7 separate regions of the Mus musculus genome follow, and regions 2, 3, 4, 5, 6 and 7 are each linked to region 1. The links are chromatin loops, found by intact Hi-C in ENCODE. Cell type or tissue: left cerebral cortex. All regions are shown on one strand. Region 1 overlaps LOC115488350. Region 2 overlaps Thrb (thyroid hormone receptor beta). Region 3 has its middle 52 kb from the start of Nr1d2. Region 4 overlaps Thrb (thyroid hormone receptor beta). Region 5 overlaps Thrb (thyroid hormone receptor beta). Region 6 has its middle 72 kb from the start of Nr1d2. Region 7 overlaps Thrb (thyroid hormone receptor beta).

Evidence for each region. A loop is a pair of places that touch in the nucleus more often than their neighbours do. Peaks named below come from ENCODE experiments on the same cell type or tissue, not always from the same donor. Only the 100,000 strongest peaks of a DNase experiment are listed, where the experiment ranks them.
Region 2: it touches region 1 in a loop (3.0-fold over the local background); 14 of 42 quality-filtered maps call a loop at or near these places.
Region 3: a loop joins it to region 1, with 3 times the contacts of the local background. A loop is called at or near these places in 5 of 42 quality-filtered maps.
Region 4: a loop joins it to region 1, with 3 times the contacts of the local background. A loop is called at or near these places in 17 of 42 quality-filtered maps.
Region 5: a loop joins it to region 1, with 5 times the contacts of the local background. A loop is called at or near these places in 17 of 42 quality-filtered maps.
Region 6: it touches region 1 in a loop (2.4-fold over the local background); 18 of 42 quality-filtered maps call a loop at or near these places.
Region 7: it touches region 1 in a loop (4-fold over the local background); 10 of 42 quality-filtered maps call a loop at or near these places.

The regions. Positions count from the first base shown.
Region 1 is chr14:17,656,934-17,660,933 of GRCm38, reverse strand. LOC115488350 reads left to right here. Exons shown (of 3, transcript XM_030248233.1): 2 at 1-670; 3 at 1,003-1,018. The coding sequence ends at 646. It also overlaps a transcript of Thrb not described here. Among named protein-coding and RNA genes, the nearest start is that of Thrb, 2.0 kb to the left of the region's middle. In left cerebral cortex, a CTCF peak has its summit at 1,767 (motif pointing left); DNase peaks (open chromatin) are centred at 697, 1,095, 1,696, 2,239 and 2 more places; H3K4me3 peaks cover 1,766 bases; H3K27ac peaks cover 2,143 bases.
Region 2 is chr14:17,965,416-17,969,415 of GRCm38, reverse strand. All of the region lies in intron 4 of Thrb (thyroid hormone receptor beta), which reads right to left. Among named protein-coding and RNA genes, the nearest start is that of Nr1d2, 270 kb to the left of the region's middle. In left cerebral cortex, a CTCF peak has its summit at 1,867 (motif pointing right); DNase peaks (open chromatin) are centred at 1,880 and 2,106.
Region 3 is chr14:18,185,030-18,189,029 of GRCm38, reverse strand. No RefSeq gene overlaps it. Among named protein-coding and RNA genes, the nearest start is that of Nr1d2, 52 kb to the left of the region's middle. In left cerebral cortex, a CTCF peak has its summit at 1,786; a DNase peak (open chromatin) is centred at 1,797.
Region 4 is chr14:17,919,020-17,923,019 of GRCm38, reverse strand. The region is part of intron 2 of Thrb (thyroid hormone receptor beta); the gene reads right to left. Among named protein-coding and RNA genes, the nearest start is that of Thrb, 260 kb to the right of the region's middle. In left cerebral cortex, a CTCF peak has its summit at 2,487 (motif pointing left); no DNase peak of the experiment used is centred here.
Region 5 is chr14:17,926,119-17,930,118 of GRCm38, reverse strand. All of the region lies in intron 3 of Thrb (thyroid hormone receptor beta), which reads right to left. Among named protein-coding and RNA genes, the nearest start is that of Thrb, 270 kb to the right of the region's middle. In left cerebral cortex, CTCF peaks have their summits at 316 (motif pointing left) and 2,424; a DNase peak (open chromatin) is centred at 2,434.
Region 6 is chr14:18,165,016-18,169,015 of GRCm38, reverse strand. No RefSeq gene overlaps it. Among named protein-coding and RNA genes, the nearest start is that of Nr1d2, 72 kb to the left of the region's middle. In left cerebral cortex, a CTCF peak has its summit at 1,763 (motif pointing right); a DNase peak (open chromatin) is centred at 1,784.
Region 7 is chr14:17,902,282-17,906,281 of GRCm38, reverse strand. The region is part of intron 2 of Thrb (thyroid hormone receptor beta); the gene reads right to left. Among named protein-coding and RNA genes, the nearest start is that of Thrb, 240 kb to the right of the region's middle. In left cerebral cortex, a CTCF peak has its summit at 1,518; a DNase peak (open chromatin) is centred at 1,515.

The DNA.
Region 1 (4,000 bases):
TAGCCATGCAAAGTTAATCCCGCCGCGTCACGCCGGCCGGCCGCCCGCCCAAGGCTGCGCCGTGCTCGGCCGAGCCGCAGTCTCCTCCCCGCTCCGCCCCCTCCGCCACGGGGTCCAGTACTGCGCGGGCTCCCGAGCGAGCCCTATTCCCTTGACCTGTCAACTCTCCTCCGGCGCCGACGCTGAGGGGCGCAGCGTGGGTCCCAGGACACCGGCGACCTCTCTGCCGCGACCTGCGCGGGCGGCGAGGTGCAGGGCCGGAGTCTCCGACTCCGGAGGACCCAGCGCGGTAGCCTTACTAGGGACTAGGGTGTCAGCTCCTCCGCCGCTGGCGAACCGCCGACCGTTCTTCCCCTCTGGTCCTCTAGCCTGTTCGATTCTCCCAGCAGCTGCGGCAGGCTCAGGCCACCCTGGCTCCGCCAGAGTATCAGAGACGAAATGGCTTCCGGGCTGTGCTCCCTGCCACTGCCCGAGCAACCCTCCACTCGAGTGCCCTGCGCACCTGCCGCTTATGTGCAAATGTCCCCCGCTACGACTCTGCGGTAACGGCGCCTTGTGCGCCACCCTCCCCCGGGGTCACGTAGCTGCGGGTCTGGTGGACACGCGTCCACCCACCCAACTGCAGGAGCGTGGAGGATCCATTTGAGCCATCATTCTTTTAGTTGAAGAGGTAGGAGTGTGACAGGGGGTGGGGTAGGGTATGAATGACAGGAGATAGAGGGGATCTCCAGGGGCACAACCCTCCTGAGTCGCCCGACAGGCGCGGCAGGTGTCACCGCGCTCCTCCTTCCGCCCCCAAACCACTTGTGGTGCGCTTGGAAACACGGGGCGCTCAGATCCTCCTGTGGCTCTGGACGCTCTGCTCCCCCACACCAATGGGCAATGCCTTGCTTGCCCTAAATGAGAAGTGCCCCCCCCCCCCAACACCTCACTGAGTGTGTTCCGGGTTGGTTCTACAAGTAGGGTTTAAAGGGACACCTCGTTATTTCGCCTCTGTCCTAGAAATATAAGTACAAAACCAGAAGACAAAAATAATCTCCACCCTGGAAGGGTTCTGCACTTGCAAGCATAGCGCTGAAATGTCCATACCTCAAGTTCCGAAGGTCAGGTTGGGAGAAAACAGCGGGCGACAGTGTGCTGTTCCAGATGACCCAGGCAGTCTTCCAGCTACGCCTTGGAGGTAGGTTTTATTGGAAAAACGCAGAGTGCTCAGAGAACTCGCAGCCAATGGGAAGTTAACAATTGCGACAAAACTACTTTGATTAAGGACCGAATACAATTATGTTCTTATGAACACTGTTAAAAAAAAATACCTTGAAAAATCTTTCTTCAACATACTCTTGTAACACGGTATAAAAGGGAATGATGTCTAGATCATTTTAAAGAGTTGTCTAGATTTCCCCACGGGTGATAAGGCCCCCCCGGGGGTGTTATTTGGGCAGTCCACAGGAAAGGAAAAAGAAGAAAGGCCAACACACCTCCTGTCACAGCATTAACAACTGTGGCGAGTCAGAAGCAGGACTCAGGAGAGAAAGCAGCTGCTAGAACGTTGCCTTTCCCCGCGGCCAGCACAGACTCGGCTGCCCTTTGAATTCTTTGTAAGAAATCCGTGTTTTATTCCTCACCCGGAATGAAGCTTCACTAAGAACTTGCCGGCTCTAGAGTGAAGGTTGTTTTGCAGGCGAGTTCCTGGGCTTTGCTCCAAAGCTGCCTTGGGAGGTTTTGGTTGGTTTGGAGGAAAGCTGCAGCTTCTCCTACCCAGTTCCTAACCAGACAGCCCCCTGGTGGCTGCAAGGAAAAGCCTGGCTTGGCCCAGGTCGGGGGGGGGGGGGGGGGGGGGGGAGACTTGTGAACAGCTCTGTAATAAGTTAGAAAGGGGAATTCAAGAGGCCCCTGGGAAACCCGGAATCCCTGGACGTTATACTTCTAGTATAATTCTGAGCTATGTTTTTTCTTAAATTCTTTCTGAAGAAAACCACATACTAAAAATGAACTATAACAACAACATCAAAAGATTACTTTTCTTTGTTCAGATGGTTTTGTCTGATTTCATTTTGCTTGGAAAGTTATGAAATGAGAATCAGTGAAAGTATTAAACGGCTTACAAGACTGGTTGTAACAGTGTTATATAATCGCAACGCTCCAACAGGAAATTTGGTAGGATTCTATTTGAATGGGTATTGAGAGAGCAGAGCTGGTGGGGTGGTGGTAAGGGGTTACCATAAGAATCTGTTACACAACACAGTGTCATGGGAATTCTCAGAGTCATGAGAACTCCTGGGAAAGCAAAAGATATCCTAACCTGGGAGCACAGGGTCTCAGGTGCCATCTTTGCTGGCTTGTGATGCACAGTTGCTTATTTTCAGAACCTAGGATCACAGTTCACCTACACCATCCTCCTGACCAGTCTATGAATTTCAAACTGATGATTCCAGTCAAGGAAGAAAGCCATCTGTTTGTTTCCTAAAGAACTATTAGGCAAGAAAGAGTATGAAACATGAAGCCCAACAAGAGCATGCATGGGTCACAGTGCAACTGGCCATAGATCTTTATTGAACATGGTAAAATGTGTTTTTAAAAATATTCTCTCTTAATTCCTGCATTTGTGAGCACTGCTTATCTTTTTAGCTTTCTTATATGACTACACTTTGTCCCTACCTACTGCGCCTGTGAATCAGAATCCAGTGGGAGAAATAAAGCACAAATTAGAATTGACCAGTTATCAAAGATGGTAGTTATGACAAGGAATGCCATGTGGGATTGGGTGTGGAGTGGGGCCATCCTCTAAGAACTCAGACACAGGAAGTTCTTGAAGGTTTGTGGAGTTGTGGACAGATTTCCTGAGGGGGGTGGAACATTAAATCATTTCATTAACCAAACAGCTTTCTCTGGAGCCTGCTGCTCTGCCCTGAGACCTAGCCCTGGAGAATCTAAATCGTTACGTTCATTATATGAAAGTCCCAGGCATTCTGGCCTAAAATTGTAAACTCCCCCCACCCCCCACAGCCTTTGACAGACCACTTAGGGAAGATGACAGTTTCAAAACCAATGGGTGGCAGTGAGAAAGACACAAAGTCATCTTTTAGTGTCTCTGGGGTACCATTCCAGTGTCCCTCCATAGCTATTGGGATCTGCAGGTGACTTAACTCCATATGTAAAATGGCATAGTATTTGCATGTAACCAACATTTAACTTCTCTGACCTGTGTCTCACCTCTAGATTAAATGCTATGCAAATAGGTATTATACTGTATTAAAGGATTAACATCAAGGGAAGGAGGACTGAACATGCTCAGTATACATGCAGGGTGTCTGGAGTACCTTCAGCCTGGGGTTGAATGACTCCACAGATGGGGACCTCAAAAGGGGAATGGCTGACTATAAACTGCCAAATCAGATCAAGCAAGGAAGCAAAAAGAGCCCAGAAGAGGGAGGGTCCAGTAAGACTGGCTTTAGAAGGTAGCTGAATGCATTATTATTTATTAGCTCCAAATGTGAGAAATGAAGTTAGGAAAAATTGTCAAGGAGGTACAAAATTAAAAGCTACGTCCTGCTTTCTGCATTCTGTCTTTGGGACTGTCATGGCATTTTTATGTGTGTTTTTAATATTCCAAACAAGGACAAAGAAATGGTTTAAATTATCATTGCACACTTGACAATTCATGTGTTTTGCCATGTCTGTAGTGATACAGTTCATGAGGGTTTAACTCACCTGGAGTATTGCACTGAGCAACTATTGCAGATCATATATATGCATGTGTCTTGTCATGCTGGAGCAGTGGGAATGCAGAGCAAAGCACACTCTATTTCACTTCTTGATGTGTGCTTATTTTGCATGCCAGCATTGGACCTTTGGCATAGTACTGTGTGAAAGAGACCTGGAAGGCCCCTTCCTTCTGCATCTTCACTTTCAGGCCATCAGTTAGTGGCAAGTAACCACAAGTAAGGAAGTACATGGAGGCATCCTCAGTTGCTGTTAACTAGGCTCAAAGCTAGTTCTG
Region 2 (4,000 bases), 310 kb before region 1:
GGATTGCAAAGCATAAGGTAATTTGTAGATTATGACTCTGACTTTCAGGGCACTTTGTTACCTTGGTGAATAGGAGCTATATATCATTTGATGTGTCACTGTCTATTTAAGTCACCTGTTCTCTACGAAGATCATGGATTAATTAAGTCTGCCCCTTCATTGACATAAGATATTATTTAAATTCAATTATTGAAAAATTACTTTAAATTGTCTAAGCCCTGGAGGATGGTTTTTTATTATTTTATTTACATTTATTTTATTTTATTTTATTTTATTTTATTTTATTTTATTTCGAGACAGGGTTTCTCTGTATAGCCTTGGCTGTCTTGGAACTCACTCTGTAGACCAGGCTTGTCTTGAACTCAGAAATCTGCCTGTCTCTGCCTCCCAAGTGCTGGAATTAAAGCCGTGCACCACCACTGCCCAGCTCTTTATTTGCATTTCAAATGTTATCCCCTTTCCTGGTTTCCCCTCTGAAAACCCCCTGTCTCACCCCATCCCCGGTCACCATTCCACCCACTCCTGAATACTGGCCCTGGCATTCCCCTATACTGGGGTATAGAATCTTCACAGGACCAAGAGCCTCACCTCCCTTTGATGACCTACTAGGCCATTCTCTGCTACATATACAACTAGAGCCATGAGTCCCACTATGTGTTTTCTTTGCTTGGTGGTTTAGACCCAGGAAGCTCTGGGGGTACTGGTTAGTTTACACTGTTGATCCTCCTATGGAGCTGTAAACCCCTTCAGCTCCTTGGGTACTTTCTCCAGCTCCTTCATTGGGGACCCTGTGCACAGTCCAATGGATGGCTGTGAGCATCTACTTCCATATTTGTCAGGCACTGGCAGAGCCTCTCAGGAGACAGCTATATCAGGCTCCTGTCAGCAAGCTCTTGTTGGCATCCACAATAGTGTCTGGTTTTGGTGGTTGTATATAGGATAGATCCCCAGGTGGGGCAGTCTCTGGATGGTCATTCCTTCAGTCTCTGCTCCATACTTTGTCTCTGCAACTCCTTCCATTGGCATTTTGTTCCTTGGGGGATGGTTTAATAAATGATATTCTAGTTACAAGAAAGAACAATCTAGTGCCAATAAATATCAGTTTTCAGTAAAATATTTAATAGCAAAGGAAAATGCTGATGGTTTATTGGTAAGCATTAAAAGCTGGTCACACATGATATGCCTCATGTGACCCACGTTTGTTAAAAATAGATAAAAGAGACAACTAAAATGTGATAAAATTTGTAATAATGTTTGTCCTTGGTAGCTGAAACAAAAATATTTATATAAATTATTTGTAACCTTATGACTTACTGAAATTTTTATTTCCCTTGCAACACCATATAGAATGTTTAGAAAAGAAAAAAAATGCATTACATTTTTCTTCCCAGGAATCTAAGATTCATCTATTTTTACACCATGAATGTCGCAGATTTACAAAGAAACTGCAGTGGCATCATTACATTGATGCTTTCCTCCCAGCAGCCCCCATGCCTCCTTCCAGAAAGTTCCTGGCTGTTACAGAGGCCCTGCTTTATGGTTACAATGGGTTGCTGAGGTTTAGCTCTGAGGAGTCACCTCCCTATTTGTGACCAACTTTCTGGGCTTGCTGAACTCTGTGATTCTCAACAGAATTTTAGGAGGTTTGTGTGTGCAGAAGGGAGTAGCCTTGGAATAGTTTTAGAGTGGAGGGCGAGTTCCAATCCTGCATTAGGGGGTTTCCAGAAGGGATCTATCACCAAGGAAGTGTTACCAAGGGGGTGAATGTGCATGTTTTCAGGCCCAAAGTGAATCCCCAAGACTGGATTGCCATTGGCTCCAAGGGCTGCAGGAAAGACAGGGTCAGGCATATCCCTGAGAGCCCACTAGGTGGCAGGCCTTTTCTTGCCGTGAGTCCTTGTGAATATCTGCAAGGCTTGGGGGACACTGGTCCAGAGTCAATAGAAGGGACAGTTGAAATACAGATTCTGAGGTCCAGACCAGCCCAACTGGGCCCTCAGGTTCCCCTTTCTCCTTCCCTCTTGTCCTTTTACTAGAAGACTCTATGAGGTCCGTGCTGGCCTCAAACTCACTCTCTCCTGCACTTTCACGGCATATGGAGGGCTGTGGTTACAGAGTGAATCACCACACTCAGCTTAGACTCTCATCTCTACAAGCCTCTGGAAATAGTGTTAGTGCCACTAACCGGTGTGCAACAATGAGCACAGAATAAATCAGCTCTGACTCAGGAAGGGAGAAGGAGGCACAATCTCTGATGCAGAATATGAGGGGTCCCAGGGATCTTCACTTAGCATGATTAAAGCACATAGATGTGCTGCTCAAAAGATTAGCTAGAAACTCCAAAGAAGCTCCAAGCAAAATACATTTTAGAGTATTTTACAGATAAGTCAATGATTTGCAGACTATTTTAAGTAAAAGAACACTAAGAAATCTCAGGCATTAGAGACCAATACATTCCTTTTCTTGCTTAAGACTTTGGCATAGTACTGGCTACATGTGGCTGACCAGGCAAGTCTCACAGCACCAAACTGGTCTGTGTCTGGCTTGGGGAATGGCACTCACTGGTGTTGAATCTGGTTGATGAGAAGACACTGAAAGTTTCTGCAGCTCGTTCTCCATTTCTGACCTTGAACTGGCAGAGAGCAATATGCATCAGTTTGCAGCCCACAAACCACACATGAAAGTATTCTGAGCTAGTTCAGATAGCCTACTAATTTGGGGTGGGGCTTATTGTGTAACTTAGGGAAGCCAGTTTATTGTTTTGAATCACTGACCCCAAGTAAACCTTTGTGTATCAACTCAAGGTCATTTGGTTCTTATGGGAGACATCTGGGGGTGCTTGGAGTGAGATGATTGTGTCCTTTGGCTCAAATGTTCCTTTTCCCACAGTTAGACATCAAGTATAATGTCCTTCACACAGTAGGCCCCAAGCACTAGAAGATGAATGCATGCTAGAGTAGGTCTTTAAGGCTGGTGGCCAGCTAGGAAATAAATGTCCAGTATGAATGGCCATCAGACAATGCTTTCCTTATGGATTCTATAGATGTAGCAGATCATGGAGCAGACAAGAAGAACCAACTCTCAAGGGCAAACATAGGCATCACTCACTGGTGTTCTAATATAGGAGGGAAGTTTACTGTAGTAGATTTTTGGGCTTTGTAACTCAGACCACTTGGGTGTCATTTCCCCACAAAATTTTAAGCCCAGATCCAAGTTAAGCTTGGTGGTATCTCTGGGAACCTCCCAAAGTTTGCCTCTGTTGATTTTCTTTCAACACTAGAATAATGAAAATGCACTCTAATGATTTAGGGAAAGAGCTGGAAGAAGATCTGAGCTTCATAAACAGACCACCTCACTGTCCTCATCTGTTAAAGTCCTTTGGCTGAATTCCTTGCTCAGCAAGTCAAGGGATTTATGTGACATAAGGATGTATAGCCACAGGGGAAAATGGTGGCTGCTATTTAAAGTGCACTATAAGTCAGGTACTATGCTTAATTATTATTATTATTATTATTATTATTACTATTTTTGAGACAGGGTTTCTCTGTATAGCCCTGGCTGTCCTAGAACTCATTCTGTAGACCAGGCTGGCCTCAAACTCAGAAATCCACCTGCCTCTACTTCTCAAGTGCTGGGATTAAAGTCGTGCTCCACCACTGTCCAGCTGTCCTGAATATTTAAGCACAGTATCTTATATAGCTTTATCAACATAACATATATAAGTTTGCTCTAAACATAGTGGAAAGGCTGATGTTCTAGTTCAAATGTGTCAATCTCAAAATGTTGTGTTCTTAGCCCCTGTACTGTAGAATTTTAAATCAGAAGACTAGCTTTTTTAGCCTAAATTCACTATCCTCTTGCCTCAGCATCCTGTGTGCTGGAACTCCCCGTTCTCTCACTTTCAAAATATATTAACAAACAAAAGTTTAACATGTTGAACTCTTTATAACTAAGAACAAAATCTCTCATAAATGATAGGGATGACATTCTGTGCATGAAT
Region 3 (4,000 bases), 530 kb before region 1:
ACAGTGTCACAATCCTAACAGAAAAGCTGATGTTCTCTTAAAGGCCAGTCTGATCCAGAGATATCCATGAGGCACCACCATAGTAAGAAAAAGCCATTCAAATTCTCACTGGTATCTGTTCCTTTCCATTTTAACAGAAATAATGAAGATTTGAAGTCTTTAGGAATGGCATCAAGACTGTTCTGCCATGGCTGAGGGGATGGATCACTTTAAGAGCACTGGCTATTCTTCCAGAAGACAGAATCTAGCATCCACATGGCAGCTCATGATAACCCATAACTTCAGTGGGAATGTACAGGCACTGTACACACATATATTACCATATATGTGTGTACATATAAACATATAGGCGAAACACTCATAAAACAAGCATAATTCTAAAAAAAAATTAAATGAAAAAGAAGTGTTATACTAGGGTTGGGAAGATGGATCAGTGGTTAAAGTACTTACCATGCCAGCAAGAGTGCTGTGGTTCAGATCCTCAGAACCCGCGGAAGGCAAAGACAGGGGATTACCCCACAGCAAGCTTGTTAGCAGACACTAGGTGAGCTCTGGGTTTGCTGGAACGACCCTGCCTCAAATGATAATGTAGAGGAGAGATCGAAAACAACCCTGATATTTCACCTTGGCTTCTGCATACAGACAAGCACACTCACATACATTTACCGCACACACATGCACACTAATCCTAGCACCAGGGAGGAAAGGCCATCCTGGGGCATATAACAAGACTTTCCTCAAAACAAAACCAAACAGCACACCTGCCAGAAATGGTCGGACATGCCCGTAATGCAGCACTCAGGAGGCTGAGGCAAGAGATCATCAAGATCTGGGCTACTTATTTATAATAGCCAGAAGCTGGAAAGAAACCAGATGTCCCTCAACAGAGGAATGGATACAGAAAATGTGGTACATTTACACAATGGAGTACTCCTCAGCTATTAAACAATGAATTCATGAAATTCTTAGGCAAATCTGGAGGATATCATCCTGTGTAAGGTAACCCAATCACAAAAGATCACACATGATATGCACTCACTGATAAGTGGATATTAACACAGAAACTTAGAATACCCAAGATACAATTTGCAAAACACATGAAACTCAAGATGAAGGAAGACCAAAGTGTGGATACTTCACTCCTTCTTAGAATGGGGAAGAAAATACCCATGGAAGGAGTTACAGAGACAAAGTTCACAGCTGAGACTGAAGGAAGGACCATCCAGAGAATGCCCCGCCTGGGGATCCGTCCCATATACAACCACCAAACCCAGACACTATTGCAGATGCCAACAAGAGCTCGCTGACAGGACCCTGATATAGCTCTCCCTTGTGAGGCTCTGCCAGTGCCTGACAAATACAGAAGTGGATGCTCACAGTCATCTATTGGATGGAATACAGGGCCTCTAATGAAGGAGCTAGAGAAAGTACCCAAGGAGCTAAAGGGGTCTGCAACCCTATAGGAGGAACAACAATATGAACTAACCAGTACTCCCCAGAGCTGTGTCTCTAGTTGCATATATAGCAGAGGATGGCCTAGTCGGCCATCAATGGGAGGAGAGGCCCTTGGTCTTGTGAAGATCATATGCCCCAGTACAGGGGAATGCCAGGGCCTGGAAGCGGGAGTGGGTGGTTTGGGGAGCAGGGCAGGGGGAGGGTATATGGGGCTTTGGGGAAATGTAAATGAAGAAAATATCTAATAATAATAAAAAAAGATCTGGGCTACATCAGGATATCCTGTATCAAGGAGTCAAAGGCAGTGTTACCTGCTAATTCTCAGTTTACCATAAGGCGGCGCTATAGCACCAGGGATTTCATCGCAAGTTACAATTCAGAGAAATGAGGCAAGTTACAATTCAGAGAAATGAGGCCCGTTTTCTGGTTAATGTTTGTTTTTTCAGGCTCAAAAGGAAAACTGTTTAAAAAAAATAAGCAGTTTATCAGACATTGAGACAAAGACGTCGAGGGGAAAGACAAACTGTTGCTTCAAGGACAGCAAAAAAAAAAAAAAAAAAAAAAAAAAAAGTTCCTGCGCAAGTAAAAGCTGAGCCGCCTGTAAGCATAGTTTAAAAACAAAACAAAACAACAAAAGCAAAACTTCAGAGGAGGAGAAAATCAAAAGGTTGAAAATCAGAGGGAACCAGAGGACCATGAAGACCATCCACAGGCCTTGTTGGAGCTGCGGATCAGCGGGAACAATCTAGGGAGTGAGCTGGGAATGAGGAGATTGACCTTGCTGGACACTTAGGTTGCTTGCTGGTTAGTCCCAAGTGCTGCACAAGCCACACGTAGGTCTGACCTGGGCTGGCTTTGAACTCGAGATCCTGGCAATTGCCCCAGCATTGCCTGCAAGTGAAGTGAGAATGAGACAGATGAATTGGGATTTTAGTTAAAGAGGTTGGGGCTGTTTTGACAGCCTAATTAAGTTATTTACAGCAGAAATGGTTGTATTTAGAGAGTGTCATTTGTGTTAGCTTACTGAGGGTTATAGCGATGTACCAAAGGCAAGACTTTACTCTTGCACTTGATTGTAAAAACAGCTTTTCTTCAGAATTTTTTTTTATTAAAAATAATTTATTTTTAATTGTGTGTGTTGTGAATGTACAGGTGAGTGCAGAGGTCAGAAGGTGGAGATGGACTTATAAGTTCTTGTGAGCCTGAAGTTGGTGCTAGGAACCCATCTTGGGTCCTTGGAAAAAGAGCAGCCTGTGCTACTGACCAGATTAAAAATAGATAAATGTGGGAAAGTTCTGGAGAGGGGGCTGGAGAGATGGCCCAGCAAACTGCAGAGTGCTGGGTCATAGGTCTTCTATATTCAGGATTCTTGGTGTGTGTGTGTGTGTGTGTGTGTGTGTGTGTGTGTGTGTGTGTGTGTGTGTGGTGTGCTGTCCCATGGTGGTTGTTTACATTATTCATCTTCTCACTTACATCTTTTCTATGACCATGTCAACTGTGATGATTGGTAATGTACAGGAGAGTCTAGCAGGGGCATGCAGTTACTGGCACACTCTTGATGGAAAGTTGGTCTTCCTCAGGTTGGGGAAGAGAGCAAACAGCTTTAGGAGGAACACACATGGAGCAGTGAGGGAAGAGAGGCCTAACCAGACAGATCAGCTGAAGCAACAGCTGGGTGATGGATGTCTTGGAATAGCTGTCGAAACCCCAGGTAGAGAACACGTAGCCAGCTACTCTTCTGTCTCCATTCTTTATCACACTGAGGTTATAGAGCTATATCTAACCGTGCTGGCTTTGCTTAGTGCTGGGTTTGAACTCAGCTCCTGATGATTCCACAGCAAGAGCTCTTACTCACTGAGGCATTGCCCTAATCTCCCAATTATTAAGCTTTTAATGTAAAAACTTCCAAACTCGCAGAGAGGGAATTCTCATGTTACCAGCCCACTCCTATTTTTCCCATTCCTCTCTTCTTCTTTCCTTCCCTCTTTCCCTTCCTTCCTCCTTTCCTTCCTTCCTTCCTTCTTTTTTTCTTTCTGTCATAGCAACTCTCATTTTTATTTTAAATATATAAAGACACTTCATTTTATTCTATGACAATAAAGAATCTCTTAATGATGTTGTTTAGTAAGTAAAAGCTTACAAACGGAATATTTTCCAGGTTGCCAGACTTTTGATTTTATGGACCCTCATGTTAGTGCTTTTTGACCAAGTTTCTTCTTTGTCTTGTTCTGATTCTTTTTTTCGATGATGTTTGTAGAACATGATTTTAATATTTTCAACTCTTAATAGTCAATAGACAGAATAATTGTTTTAAGATATATTTTGTTGTTATGTCTCCATTTTCATTTCTGATTTTATTAGTTTGGATACTGTCCCTGTGCCCTTTAGTTAGTCTGGCTAAGGGTTTATCTATTTTGTTGATTTTCTCAAAGAACTAGCTCCTGCCTTTGTTCATTCGTTGATAGTTCTTTTTGTTTCTATTTGGCTGATTTCAGCCTTGAGTTTGATTATTTCCTGTTGTGTCCGGCCAGCAGACCACAACCTG
Region 4 (4,000 bases), 260 kb before region 1:
CTAGGAGCAAGAAAACAACCTTAGTAAAGTTCCTAAAACTGGGAGCAACACCATGGAGTCAGAGCTAACCTCCCTGCTAGTGCTGCTGAGCACCCTTTTCTTCGGTGATAGTAGCTTTTGTAGTGCAGTATCAGCAATATTGTGTCATGTGGTATCATTAAATGGCATTACTGTTATTATACTGTTAATGCTGTACTGCTAGTACTTTAGTAGTACTTAGCATGTTGTATTGTTTGTTACAATGAGCTCTAGATTTATTTTCCCGTGTGTGTGTGTGTGTGTGTGTGTGTGTGTGTGTGTGTGTAACTGAGGTTGATGATAGGGAATACTCTTTGATTACTCTTCTATGTTAAACCCAGAGCTCGTTCAATGGCTAGCACTGCTAACCTGTTTAGGAATCCTGTCTCTGACTTTCAAGGCTGTAATTACTGGCAGAGCACCATGAGCATCTGGCATTGCCTTGGTTACTGGGGATCTGAATTCATGTCCTCATGACTGTGCAGCAAGTGCTTAACCACTGCGCTATCTCCTCAACTCTGAGCTCAAGAATTTCACGGGCGACTTCAGTACTGTATCTCACAACATGTCAGGTATCACTTGTCCCCGAACTTCAGTATCACCTCATCACATGATTCCCTGCGGATGGTCTTCTCCAGAGTCGTGCATGGGTCTGGAGCTCAGCAGTTTTGGGGGGTCACAGGAAAAGGTGACCCAGAGTTAAATCAAGCCAAATGATGCCTGGAAGGGATGAGCAGAGTGAAAGCTTTTGTGAGGTGGAGCATGGAGGCGAAAGTATCAGGTACTGAGTGCTAGCCAGGACAGCTATATTGATGAGAGACTAAGAACCAGCATCACCCAGAACCATCACTTCTGGATATCATGTTTTACCATTCCCATTGTTCATGGGTCAGAGAAGAGTTTGCTTTCTTATAAACTCTCTCAACAAGGCATGAAAACCCAGTTCATGCCTGAAAACCCAGCAGTCAAGAGGCTGAGACAGGAGTATTTCAATGAATCTGAAGCCAGCCTGGACTACACAATGCATTCTGGGCCAACATATTGAGGAATAGTTTATTCAGGGTCTTAATTTTGTAGTTCAGGGTTAGTCTTTAACTTGCAATCCTCCTGCCTCAGTCTTCTGAATGCTTGTTATTACAAGCATGTACCACCATTCCTGGACTGTAGCTAAGAACTTTCATTTGGACCTACTTTTTGCAGAGAGACAAAAGTTCTGAAGTCTCAAGAACTCCAGCTCCAGTGAGGGAGTGCTTCCACTTTATTCTGAACCCTTGATAGGCACCCCTGAAGTGGGTAGTTCTTCTGCTGCAAAGGCCAGCCATCACTTGTCAGACACTCAAGCAACATTGATGACGGCTGACTGTTTAGGCTCCATAAGTTTTGTCCAATGGCAACTCTCAGACAGAAGCAATTTCAGTTCCTGTGCTGGGAATGATGGGAGGCTCAGCCCCACAGCAGGGAAAGGGCTATGGAAGGGCAAAGCTTTCAGGTTTGCAGCAGTCAAGTGTTTTCCTTCAATAAGGCAACAGTGTCTGTGGTTGCAATGAAGATTCACTTGCTGTGGCTAATGGTTGTTCACAAGAAGATGAAGGTGTTAAAGTCTTCCTATATAGCTCAGGTTGGCCTTGAGCTTGTGGTGGTCCCCCTGCCTTTGTCTTCTGAGTGATAAGATTATAAGAATGTACCATCATGATCAACTATCTCATTCTAGGGCTCATCTCTATTATAAGTGATTGTGCATAGTACCAAGTGCTGCATAAGTGCTCCCCCAGTGAGCAAAATCCCCAGACCCTGCTAGACTCTACTCTAACCTGTGCCTATGTCAAATGCTGCCTTTTTCCTTTCCTTGACCTTCCCTTGTTTTCCTGGTCCCTCATAGGCAATGTTTCCATTGCATGTGGGAAGGAGCATGGGTTCTGCTGCTTCTAACAGACAGGGAGACTGAAGAGAGCCAGGAGACCATTTCTATGATGGGATAAGGTCTGTTTCACCAGTTACTGTGTTAAGTGTCCTGAAGCCTGTGGCAGTTGCTCCCATTACATGGTGGAGGGCTTGGGTACAGTCTGATAAAATTTCTATTTCTGCCTTGAGAACTAGGTCAACAGTGTAGAAGTGAAACTCTTGGGGTCAGAGTAGGCTTTTAAACAATCTAAGCAAACAAAGAAGACAGTCATTATAAGACCATCTGCTGCATGAAATGCACCATTGCACAGATTGAAACATGGGACACTTAGTCAAATAACACAGGGATAGAGAAATCAGGGACCAGTTCAAGTTTCTGAGGCTGATTAGGGGGGCACACGCTTGTCACGCACAGCACTCACAGTGCCTCCTCTTCTCACAGACCTTTCTCTACATGGACACTCATCAGGCTCCTTAGGGAGCAGAGAGGTGGGCTAGATAGTGACTCTCAAGGACAAGGACTGTGTAGGCCACCAGTGAGTTGTAGGATCCTCAAACTTCTTTTACTGCCACCAGGTGGTCAGTAGGGAACTGTCCCCCTGCCAAGCCAAGGAGAACTTTAGTAAATAGCAAATGCACAGGACACCAGTGTGGGGGTGGGGTGGGGGTAGTGGGTGGTGGTCTGGAAGCACATTCATCATGTTGGAATTCAATAACTCCAGAGGAATGAAAGTACCACGCAGCTCTGTCAGAAGCCTGTAATTGTGTAATTGTGTAATTGTGGTTAGGTGACTCAAGGAGGCACAAGTGTGAAAAATATCAAACAGGAATGGAAAACAAAGGGCTTGCACAGAGTTTTGTGCTTTATCATTGATTTCTAAAGGTGTTTGATGGTGAAATAAGTAGCTACAAACAGCTCCACTCCTGTCCCCACCTCTAGAGTGCTTTGGAAGAATAGACTGAAGTACCTGAGAGAATTATAATCTCCAGCAAAGAAATCAATCCATATTTGTTCTTATATCATGGATATGGTATTTGCAGATCTGAATGCAGGCTCTGCTATGCCAGAAGCCACTGGGAGCACCTGTAGGTTTTAAACTGAGAGATAAAAATAACATCTTCTTAAGGGGGAAGCAGCCTTGCTCTGAAAATTCCCTGAAGATGAAAAATTTATCCTATGAATACAGTTGTTATCTATTTCTTAAATGTAAAAGGTAAACTGAGGCAGGACTGACTTGCAATATTCCTGTGGGAAGACTTCAGACAGCATGGCTATGGCTACACTTGCCTATAATCCCAACATGCTTGGGGCCAAGGCAGAGAAATCCTGAATTCCAGTCTGGCTTCTACCCCATAGTGAGACTCCATCCCCTCCTGACTCCCCACCCCCTCCAAACAAAAACAGAAACAAAAGCTAGTTATGATATCATTTGAAGAGCAGCTGTAGTATGCAGAAAGCCCTGGGTTCAATCCCTAGTATAACATCTTCAAAAAATATATCTGAAATCTATAGTCTCTGGCCCTTCTACTGGACCCATGTTTGATAGTGCTTGGCGATTTAGTCATTCACTTACTAGCAAATTCATTGGCTCTCGACAAGGTCTTATGTCTCATTGCCTGTTGACTTTCAACAACCTGTTATCTGGATAATTTTCAGTAATGTGTCAAAGTAATTATTAGGTTCAAATTTTTGTTAGTCTACTGGGTTAAATCATGGAAAAAACAAACAAACAAACCTGGAATTCTAAATGGGAATTAGGTTATTATTTTAACACTGAGAGAGTTGTTTAAGGATTAAAAGGGGAAGCTGCAGATGTGTGGATCTGGGATGGGTGGGGCTGGGATGGGTGGAGCTGGGATGAGGATGGGGAGGTAGCTTAGAAGGGAAAGAAGCTTTTGGAAGGTACTTGGAGACATAATTTTCTGTTACTTTTTTCCCTGGATGTTCAAGTTTAGTAAGTGCTGGTTTGATTTTTCTGGTCCTACTGTAAAGCCTGTGTAGAAATGACCTGGGGATGGTGATACCATCAAGAGGCCCTCATGCCTCAGTGCATGGCATTCAGTGCCTCAATATATTTTT
Region 5 (4,000 bases), 270 kb before region 1:
AATCATGGATGAGAGTCTCAGCTTACTCCCAGGTAGCTGCCTCTGCTTATATGAGAATTTGTCACTCATGTCTGGGATAAAGAGTGACAGCTTAGAGGGAGATTGGTATAGATTTGATAATGTAGTTTGATGGTGAAGATTAAGAATATCGATTAAGAACAAAAAATGGAAAGGAAACAAGAGAAATACCATCATTCATCAGACTTGTTTAACTTAGTTTCCCAAAGATCGGAAAGTGATAATTCAAAAACTCAGTAGTCCACTGCAGTAACCTTAGGAGAACCACTTCACCACACCTGCCTTAGCTGGCCTTAGGAGGCCCAGAGTCTCCCTCTACTGGTACACACCGAGGCACTTTCTGTGGTTTCTTGATGTTTTTACTGCTTATGGTGAAGAATGCAGAAGACGAATCGAGGTTCTGGTCTATTCTTTAGTGCAGACACCATGTGGAGATTTTTACCCCTCTCTGCCTTGCATGCAACAGGGAGAAAATACAAAATGATAGACTTGCCCAACTTTCTTTTCCTTTGTTTTTCAAAGTGGTAAATTGCCAACGATGTTTATTTTGCTAACTTGGCGCTTATACCACCAGAATGGGAGTGTTAAGGGCTGTGTGCTCCAAGTGAATGAAAACCAGGGTTCTCATTCCCACAAAGGGAGATTCCTGGTGCAGTGGATTGGTCTGGGAGGGAGTGTGTGAGGTGGGGGCACATCAATCATATTTGGAGAAACTGAATGATTGCCTTAGGTGATATTATTAGTATATGAATAACTGACACAAATAATGAAAAAGGCAAAGACAACGATGGAAAAGAGTAACAAATACAAACAGGAAGCTTCATGTGAGTGGCCAATAAACATGTAAAAAATGCTTAACTCCAGGGATAATAAAAATGTAAATAAAGTTATGTCACTCGTAGCAAACAACTTCACACAGAAGGAAACACTAAGCCCACTGTTGTAAGCCCAGGGTATCACTGCAGCAGCCCTGTGCTGGGACCCTCAGTAATAATGATCATAAAGGGAATCAGATAAAGAAAACAAGATGCTGATGAGGTGGAAGGAACAAGCAGCCAGGAGGAAGAAGTGCTGGTGAAATCACAAGGGCTGGTCAGAGTGTGGCTTACATCCCAGGTCCAGGAGTACTACACTGACTGTAATAGTGTGGCTTACATCACAGGCCCAGATGTCTGCACTAATGGTAGTGGTATGGTTTATATCACAGGCCTGGGAAGACCAAGTAACTTTATGCTCATCCTAGTCTCATGAAGTGAGGCTCTACACAAATGCTACAAATCTTGGCTGCTGCAGCCTCAGAAACAGTGTATAGGTTCTTGGTTTGTTAAATAAGGCCAAAAAGCTTTTGCTTTGTTGTTAGGAATGCTAAATGTTCACATCTTAGAACCAATCCCTTTGTGCTGTGAATCATGGCTTTACTCAAAATAAAGCTCATTATGGTATCATAAATGACTAGCTCATTCCCTCAGATTACCTGGAAATAGAGCTTAATTGCCCAACCAATAAAATATCTTATGAAGGTACTTTCTTACCTTCCTCTTTAAGAATTATTCAGTGAGTGATGTCATATAGTCCTAATTTCAGATTAGGCAAGTCAGTGAGATGAAGTTTTGGCAAGACCCAGCTCCAACAGATGATGTTAACTCCAGAAAACAAACACATTTCCATCAAATACATTCAAAATACACATTTCACAAGCTTTGTAGCTAAAAGAGCCTCTACACCACTGCTCCTCAATGTGTGGGTTGTAACCCCTTGGAGGGGGTGGTATTGAACAAACGTTTCACTGGGGTCACATATCAGATATCCCACATGCTAGATATTTGCTATTATCATTTTATATTACTATTCTTAAAAGTAGCAAATTTATAGTTATGAAGTAGCAACAAAAATAATTTTACAGCTGAAGGTCACCACCACGTGAGGAACCGCATTAAAGGGTAGCAGAGTTAGCAAGGTTGAGAACCAGTGCTTTGTATGAAATGCTGGCTTGCTGCTAGGAAGACTCGTCATTCCTAACTCCACTCGTTTAATGCTGGCTGTCTTCTCATAAGAGTTAATTGATGTTCTTTAATGCTTAACAACCATGGTACTTGTTATGCTTTCTGAAGAGAAAGAATGCATACTTGGTTTTTAAATTATGCACCTAGAGTAAGCATGGTTCCAACGGTTTTCGTCTTTACTGTGGTCTCCCTTTAGGCATCCAATGATGCTATGGCTGGAGCCTGCAGTGAAGGGGAGGGAGAAAAAGAACTGCTTCATTTCACACACAAATAAAAGCCTCTACTGTAATGATTTTCTTATCTGAGCCCATTTACACCCACAGCCTATCTATGGAGTAGGCTCTTTTTGTGAATGCAGCTGCCTGAGTCTCTGGAGAAAAAGCATACTGGAAGTTAGGACAATCCCTCCCACTAGGAGGCAGCTCAGCCTGCAAGGTGGAGATCTGGCTTAGTCTCTGTCTAGTAGCAGCCCTGGTTCCTAGCCCAGAGCTTCAGCTTCAGGTTCTGCTCAGCACTGGTGTGAGCTGAAGCTAGAGAAATCCTCCAGGCCTCCTGGGGACTCTACAGAGAAGACCAGCAAAGACAGCCCATCGCCAAAACTGGCCTTCCACCTTCACTAGAAAACAGTCAAGCCTACTTAGTAATGTACAGTTGAAGTCTCTTCATGCTGTAGTGTCAGGATGGGGGGACCCATGACAAGACACTGAATGGATTATAGAAGCAGAATATCTATTTACTACCTTTTATAACCAGAGATCAGATGAATCCTTAATCAATCAACCAACCATGCAACAATCAACCAATATTGCCAATTTTTGTTCTAGAGGCACATGGATGAATGGTCACTACATATCTGCCTCCCACAGCAAGCAAATATTATCCACGTTCACATTAAATATTGCTATTTCTATGTCTCAGGATGTAGGTTCTCTAGAGTCTCTTCCTTTGGGAGCATCTTCATGGGCAACTCATGGTGGAATACAGGGCTATTGCCATGTACCTCACGAGACCATTCGGACTTTCTCCGACAGGAACAGCATCCCTGTTTGCAGTGCTATGACTTGCTGTCTGTTGCCTGTGTGCTTTCACATAGATGTAGGAACAGAGACAGAGATTGTCACACTTTCTGCCCAGGGCTGCCTTTTAGATCCTTGGGCACGTGGAGGCTGTGGCTGAGATGGAGTCACAATAATTTCCCACCTCATGGTTTCTGCATGGAAGTGGGTGACACGAGTGAAGAAGAACCTGACCTTGTTGTCAGTGGAACAGAAGGGGGAGTGGTGTTTTCTGACATGAAGTAACCTGTGGAGAGGGCGTGTAATTCTGAGCCCTTATTCCAACAGTGCAAGCCATTCCGGTTTGCCCAGGTGCTCTATCTTTTGTCAAATCAAGAGTTCAAGCCCTGATGGGTAGGGAGGCAGGGTGCGATGCTTTGTTGATAATGGTTTGATCACAGTTGCTTTGGGTTCTCAGGTGTATTAGAGAATGGACTCTCAAAGGAACTGACTGGCTATTTGGTCCATTCTAGGGTGGGGGAGTGGCATGAACAAATCCCGAAAGCCAGACTGTTTTATGATGTGCAGAGGAGTATGGGCATTCTCCCTGCTGCCATAGCAACTAAGAGGTCAGACATTGGCTTGGAATTAAGCTGGAAGGTAGAGAGTCCTTGCCCTGCTCTGAGAACTCATGGGTTGATTTTGGTCAGCAGACACATTTTGGTCCATGAATCTTTGATAGTTCCGAAGTTAAATGTAGATATTTTAAAATTTGGATGTTTCACTTAAAAATTTACTTTTCCAACATATGTTTCTAATTCAAAATCTGTGGGTGTCCTTGCCTTTGTGCCGTCTTTCCAGTGGTCATTGATAATCAAGGGTGGTTAGCCTCAGGGAGAACCAGAGTGCACTGGGCCTGCTTATACCTAACCTTTTCCACCTTTGGTATTTGCTCAGTGCCTGGACCCTACGTATGCATAGGGA
Region 6 (4,000 bases), 510 kb before region 1:
CCACTTTTCAGCTTGCCCTGGATCCCCCAACACAGGTCACATATCCTTTCAGATGTCACCATCTTCTCCTCACCCTCCTCTTTATTACCCACTGAGCCCAGTTAGTGTTGCCTGTATACACATGAGTACCGGGGAATCCTCTGGAACACTGGCACCTACCAGAGGCCATACCATCAACTCCTGCCACTCAAACCCCAAAGCACCGACTCCCCCCCCCCCCCAGCTGCTGCCAGTCAGCAGCTTTTTCATTAGGAGGAGGGTGACATTCCCAATCCATGCAGAAATTTGGCTAGCTTGATTTTTTATGCAGGTCTTATGTAGGCAACTACAGTTGCTGTGGGTTCATGAGCACAAAAAGGCAAAACCATGTCCAGAAAGTGTTTTATAGCATATTTACCTCTTTCCCTTTCTCTAGTCCTTAAATCTTTCCATATTCTTTCTACAATGTTGCCCTAGCTTTGGTGGGGATGATTGTAGATGTCCTATTTAGGTCTGAGCATCTAACAAATTATGAGTGTTTGCATTAACTATCACTCACTGCAAATATAAGTATCACTGACCAAGGCTAAGATCAGCATTAGTGTATGCGTGTGAATACAAATATTTAGAAGGCAGTTCACTTAGCAAAACAGTAATAGTGGGTTCTTACAGGGCCCAAGGGTTTTCCTTAGGTTTATAGTTCCAGACATGGATTTCCTCCTATGGAGCAGGTCTCAATTTCAATCAGAAAAAGGTTAGTTAACTTCATAACTATAAGGTGGGAATGGTAGCTTGCAGGGTTAAATGCTGGATAAGAGCATGGATGGCTTTTCCCCCCGTGGCGTGCCTTCTGACACTATGAAACTCACCAGCAGGGAAGAAGTTTCCAGGTCAGTTCTTCTTGGTTTCTCTGTGTTCTGCAACCAATGTATGTGATGCTTGTAGCAATAAGATCTTATTGGTTGCTCTAGTGGGCAACTGAGAATAATGGGAAAGGGAGATTTTCAGTTGATAATCATTTCTGTTCAGGAACAACATTATCTGCTACCACTCATGCAGGGTAGTTCTGGCCAAACTTTCTATATTTAAAATTATATATTTTAACCAGTAAATAAGATAGAAAATTCCACATGGGTTTTCCATGCGTATTTTGTTTTGGTGAATCCCTCCCCTACCCTCCTGTTTTTCTCATACCTCTTCCTCATTCTCACTTAAATCTTTCTGTCATGACGTGCTTTTTCCACTCATAGTGGAAATTCAAACTCAGTTTCTTATGCTGTACAGTTGGCCTTTACTGAGTATCTCCGAAACTTCTGCAGATTAGAAGAGGTGGTCTGATCCAGCCTCCAGAATTAGTCATATTTAAATATTTAGACTATTTAAATTTTCTATTATGCACTTTGTATGCATTTACAATGAGACTGGCTTATATTTTTCCTCTTACACAGTCCCTTTTGGTTTTAGTATCATTATTATGTTAATCTCATATTAAGAGTTTTCAACCTGTATCTGTGAGATAAGCTTCTATATATGGCCTGGAAATTATAACTCTGTAGGGTATAACTCTGTAGGTTTGTAGGTTTGAAATCCTGTGTGACATTGATTCTCTTTTGGAAGTGGTGTGTGTGTGTTGTTCTACTTAAATTTTTAGAAAGCCTTTTCACATTGTAAGATAGATAGCTTTTGTGGTGAAAAATATAACTTTAAATTTTTAAATTTTTATTTAATCTGTATGGGTGTTTTGATGGTATGCATGCCTGTGCTTCACATTCTTGCAATGTCAGTAGAAGCCACAAGAGGGCACCAGATCCCTTCATAATAGACTTACAAATGGTAGTGAGCTGCCCTGTGAATGCTAGGAATCAAACCCTGATCCTCTACAAGTGCTCCTAACCACTGAGCCTTATCTTCAGTTCATGAAACATTAATTAAAAAATCTGAGAGTTTTAAATTGTGTTGCAGTAAGACCTACATTTTTTTTTGAATATGAGTTTTTGTGGCATAAGTAGAAAACCTTATTCCACATGAGCTTGAATTCAAATAGGTTGTAAGGTCAATTGTTTCTTCTTATTCTTATTTACTCTTATTGTTATTGTGCATGTGGAAAAGCATGGGTGTGGAGGTTGAGAAGTTTTCCATTTGCTCTTCCTCTTCCACCATTATGTGGGTCCTGAGGCTGAACAGAGATGGTCCGGTCATACGGTGAGGGCCTCTACTCACCGAGCCTTTCTTATTCCTTTGGTGCAGATATACTTTTAATTGTGTGAAGATTTGGGGGTGAGGCATATAAAAGGCCTTTGCTGAGTTGCTTGCTTGCTTTACTTTTCTTCCTTCTGAAGTCTGGTTGTTGTGGTGGCTACCAAAGCAATTCATGTCATATTAATGTTTGGCAATATTTTCCAGATGATTCAGAGTTATCTTGGAGTCGGAAACTTTGGCTGTATGTATTCTGAATGACTTGGTAGTTCTGAGGCCTTTGTGAGTTTTTGCTTAGGCTGTGCTTGAAGTAGGCACTGCAGACTTGAGGGTGCAAGCCAGTTCTTTAAAAATATTCTTTGAAAATTTCATATGTGTATACAGTGCATTTTAATAAATAATATCTACTCTACTCTCCCCTTCAATGCCTTCCTCTCCTTCCTCATATCTCTCTCCCAGGTCATAATTTTCTTTTAAAAAATAACCCACTAAGTTCAATAAGTTCTACCCATATATGCATGGATGTGGAGATATCCACCAGAGCATGTGCAAACTTACCAGGGGCCACCCTGTCAAAGAAATGTGGCCTTTCCTCTTCAGCAGACATCACCTGCCAAACCTCCTCAGTTAGGGGTGAGATGTTGTTGCTGTGTGCTATGAGTGCCCTGCTCCTGTCATGTGCACAACACAATATGTATTTCACAGCAATCTCCCATAACCTCTTCCGAACCTGTGATGGGAGAAAGAGTGTGATATAGACGTCTCATAGAGGACTGAGCCCTGACTGAGCTCTCAACCTCATGAGTCTCAGTTGAACGGGGTGATTAAAAGTAAACAAATCCTAACACTGCATGAAGTGTAATGCAGAGGTGCAGAGAGGGAAGCAGGCATGGGCTCCTAGTGTGTGCTGTTATACCACAGACTATTCCCCTTGAACCTGGTTAGCTCTGTCATATTTCTTGATGACAGAATACAGTACAGATAACATCACAACTTTGCTTCATATTTTCAATCTCTTTACTCCTTTCCCATACATTCTGAGAAACCTGTTTGCTTTTATTAATATCTTCCCAGCTGCATCTATTGTTCCCTTTATGAACTTCCCAGCTCTAACTGATTCCTTTCCCATCCTTCTTCCAAACTCTCCTAATGGAGCATTAGCATTTCCCATTGGGTGGTAGCTTTGTTTGTTGTCATGTTCTGATAGCTTAATGTTGGAGCATCAGCTGGAGCTTATCTTTCTTTTTTATTGGATATTTTCTTGATTTACATTTATTTATCCCCTTTCCTGGTTTCCCCTCTGAAAACAACTCTCCCCCTATCACCTCCCCCCTCCCCCCTGCTCACCAATCTACCCACTCCTGCTTCCTGGCTGTGGCATTCTCCCAGACTGGGGCATAGAGCCTTCATAGGACAAAGGGCCTCTCCTCTCGTTGATGCCCGACTAGGCCATCCTCTGCTGCATATGTAGCCTGTAGCCAGAGAGCCGTGAGTCCCACCATGTGTGCTCTTTGGTTGGTGGTTTAGTCCCTGGGAGCTCTGGGATATTGGCTAGTTCATATTGTTGTTCCTCCTATGGGGCTGCAAACTTCTTCAGCTCCTTGGGTCCTTTCTCTAACTCCTCCATTGGGGATTCTGTGCTCAGTCCAATGGATGGCTGTGAACATCAACCTCTATATTTGTGAGGCACTGGTAGAGCCTCTCAGGAGAGAGCTATATCAGACTCCTGTCAGCAAGCACTTGTTGGCATCCACAACAGTGTCTGGGTTTGTTGGTTGTAAACGGGATGGATTCCCCAGATAAGGCAGTCTCTAGATGGTCATTT
Region 7 (4,000 bases), 250 kb before region 1:
TATAGAAATAGAGTCCAGGGATATGGTATAAAGTAAACACATCTTTATTATTTTTTGTTTTGTTTTGTTTTCTGAGGATAAAATACTTTAACTGATTCATGTGATTAAATCCTTAAATCTCTCTCGTTCTTTTTTAATGGGAAAATGTGCATTATGTTCATTCAATCAGTAAATCTTGTACTTGAGCTGAAGTACATTATCTTAGATCAAGTGCGCCATAACCACATCCTTCCATTACGCCCTTCTCTCTCTCTTTATGCCTGTTTTGTATAGTCGTTTCCCCTGGATTGAAGCACTCCTTCTTGCGGGAGAAGGGTGGGCTCATGAGACTTACAAAATAGACCCAGATGCCCTTCCTTGAGGTGACACCACAGGTGCTAGGGAAGAGGAAGCTGTCTGGTGGAAGAGTCACAATGATAAAGCTTTTGTGAGCTGTCACTCATGTGGGCCTTTCTGTGATGCAGGCACTAAAACATCCTCCCCCACACTGATAACTCTCCCTATTCTGGAGGTGACTCTTATTCCTGCTCTACCCCCACGGGTAACTTCCCTCTTATCACTCATGTTCTAACTGAGTAGATAGATAACTAACTCCTCCCACTCTCCTGGAGTAACCCTCATTACTGTAGGATTCTTCTCATGCATGCTCATGGAGGTAACCCTTATCCATGGTTCTGTAAGTGACTCCAGTAAAATCACTGGCTCACCACGCTGGAGTTGGATGCAATAATTACTTTAGTCTTCTGCTATTTGCCGCATGGCCTGTGTATAATAGACTCCCCAAGAAAGGTAACACAGCAGTGAACTCTTTTTGTAGGGCTACTGATCAATTATTGTGTGCTAGGAACTAGATGTGTAGGGTAAAAGAAAAGTAATACATTATCTATACTTACAGAAAAGACCAGACACCAATCAAACTAATTTGCTTGTCAATGTAGAATTACAGTTATGTTAAGTGCTGTAGAGCAAATACCAAGATGTGGGATTTGACGAGAAGTGGTGAGTGGGGTGTGAGTCCCCAAGGGCCAAGATCAGGATGAGATTGAAGGGCAGGTATGAGCAGCCTGGGCAGAAAGTCTAAGAAGGTAAGTCCCAAGCCTAGACTCTATGACACAGGGAGCCTGGACCACAAAGTGCTGGTCTGATAATCAGAGGCTGTGGCCTCCGAGGAGCTGGGCTGCTGCAGCACATCAGAGCAAGGCCAGGTAGGGACTCTCAGACACAGGCTGTGAGTACCTGGCTACCTGGCTGCCTGGCTGCCTGACTGCCTTGCAGCTGGGGGTATTAAGGCCTCTCAGGGGAGGCAGAAAGCATTCCATGATAGGTGTGAGTCTCCATGGAACAATAACAGCATGATCCACTTGCTGCACAAGGCAGGATTTTATATTTATGGGTAAGTTGAAGGTATGTGCAAAAGAAGTAAGAATGATTACATCTAACCTTCAGAAGTCACTCTGGAGGCTGGCTCAGTGGTTGAGCGTGCATTCTGATCTTGCAGAGGACTGAAGTTGGTTCCCAGTGCCACCAGGTGGCTCCCAACTGCCTCCAGGACCAGCTCCAGGGTATCTGATACCACTTTCTAACCTCCAAGGACATCTAAATTGAATGTGGACATCCAATCTCTCTTCCCAGAGCTCAGGGAGTACACCTAGATGGAAGGGAAGGTGGGGAGGACCTGGAAGGAGCAGAGGAAAGGGAAACTGTAATCAGAGTATACTGTATGAGAAAACCTATGCTTAGTAAAAGGGAAGAAAAGAAAAAGTGAGCTGCTAAGGAAGGACATATGTGCATGGACGTGTCTAGGGGAACAGAGTACTGGGGCCTAAGGATTTAAAGCACAGACGCTAGGGGAGGTGCTTGTGACAGGAAGGAGTGACTTGGGTATTGACTCTGGTAAGAAGTCAGAAGATGGTCACAGGGCCTCCATGACTTTAACAAGTGTTACTTGGTTGTTGGATGGATCATGTCAGAGTCAGTGGGGGATGAGGAGACAGACATGTTGGGGTGGGGTGGGGAGTGGAAGCTGGGGGTCTGATGCAGGAGATGTGTTTTGAAATTTACAGTGGACTTCTACTCTGCTATGAAGAATAAAATCATGTTGTTTGCAGGATAGCAGGAACAAGAGACCATCATGTTGTAGGAACATACCAACCACACAAAGACAAGTGTTTTCCTTCAGATATGGAAGAAAAATGAGTAAGAGTACCAGCATTGTGGAAGGGTCACAGAGAAAACAGGAGAAGGGAAGGCACAGAATAGGGCACGAGGGAGGGTAAACCCTGTCAAAGCACAGCACATGCATGTGTGCAAATGTCATCGTGAAGCAAATGAAAGTTCAGTAAGAGATGAACTTTAAAAGCATCCAAACAAAGTAAACCCTAATGGAAGACTCACTTGGAGGGTTTTAAGAGACAGTGAAAAGGATGATATGTATACATGCGTGTCTATTCACACATACATACTTTTAAAGAGAAAATTATATGTTTATAATATATATTCATCATTCATATACTCACACATATTCTTTCATTATATATATATAATTTTCCTTTAAAGAGGAGGGAGGAAGAGATCCTGGGAAGAGGTCCTTGGAAGAGACCCCATATGGAGGAGACGGTTTGGAGTATAGGAAAAGGGCTGACTCTCCCACTGCAGATGAAGGAGAGGGTTCAGTCATGAGTAGGTTCTGTGAGGTATTTGAGTTTTAAAGGGGTATATGAGGCTATTTGGTAGCCGTAGGGAGGACTGTCAGGTGTACAGAGGACCCTGGTATCTGTAGCTGCATTACAGAAACCAGAAGAATGCATTTAACAGAGACACCTAGTAATCCTGTAGGTCAAGGCTGATGATCCATTAAGCATATTAACTTGGGTCTAGCAACATTCCCCCATGCCAGCAGATCTGTCCAAAGCCTTGGGCAGTGAGTCAGAATCTTACATTGGTTCCATGAATCAGAATGCTTTCTTTGTGCTCATTGGATCACACTGGGCTGGAGATTGGTACCTCTGAGCAGAGCAGAGGGAGAGGAAGAGCTGGGGCCAAGGCTGGACCCTGTAAACCTTGGGGCACAAGGGAAAATTCTAAAAGGGAAGCTAGCCACGCTAGTGACGCCTGAGAGCTGGGGTAGGTGGGCCAAGCCAAGCTGAGGCACAGACACAGGAAAAGGAAGAAAGGTCTGCATTCCCCTGGGTAAGCTGGACTTCCAAACCAAAATAAACTTAGGGGAATGAGAAGGGAGGAAGGGAAGGAACAAACAAGAAAGCTGATTTCCAGCCCGGGTTCTCTGGCAGCTAACAGTTCAACTAGACAAGCTACCCTAAGTGCACCTTGGCTATAATGGAGACCCTCACTGGAAGGTCAGAGCAGCTTTGAGCTCTGAATCACACAGATAATTGTACCTGTCCTATGCAGGGCCACCAGGCTCCTGCATATCTTGAGTGGGGGTTGGTCCAACCACAGAGAGCCCATGGTGGTTCTGAGTGCAGCACTCTAGAGGTTGGACCTAGGCTGGCAGTAAGCCCATTGTTTTATTGAACAGGAGGCAACTCAGGCCTTTGGAGGCCAAAGAAGTAGATGGAGATGACTCTAGCAAACCTAGGTCACTCTGGGGTGATAGCCTTTCACTTCTCCCAAGCTCAAAGCCTTCTTTGCAGTTCAGAGTTGGAAGGAACCCCAGAGATTGCTTGATTCAGCTTATTTTTAGACAGGGAAATGGAAAACGAAATGGCTTGCCCAAGGTCACAGAGCCATTAGTGGAGAAGCTTACACAGCTTCTGGATGCCTTCTTTATATTGCCCAACGAGTGTGAGTAACTGTCCCAGGAGCTTAAAATGTAACTGTCAGGGTAGCTGGTCTTGACAGCGTACCCTCCTGTTGCTACAAGGTGTGACACCATGCCTTAGAACTCTTCCGGTAACAAGACAAGCTGGATTAGATGCTTGATCTCCCAGGCACTTGAGTCACCAGGAACATGACTAGGGAGCACCAGTACTCATCCCAG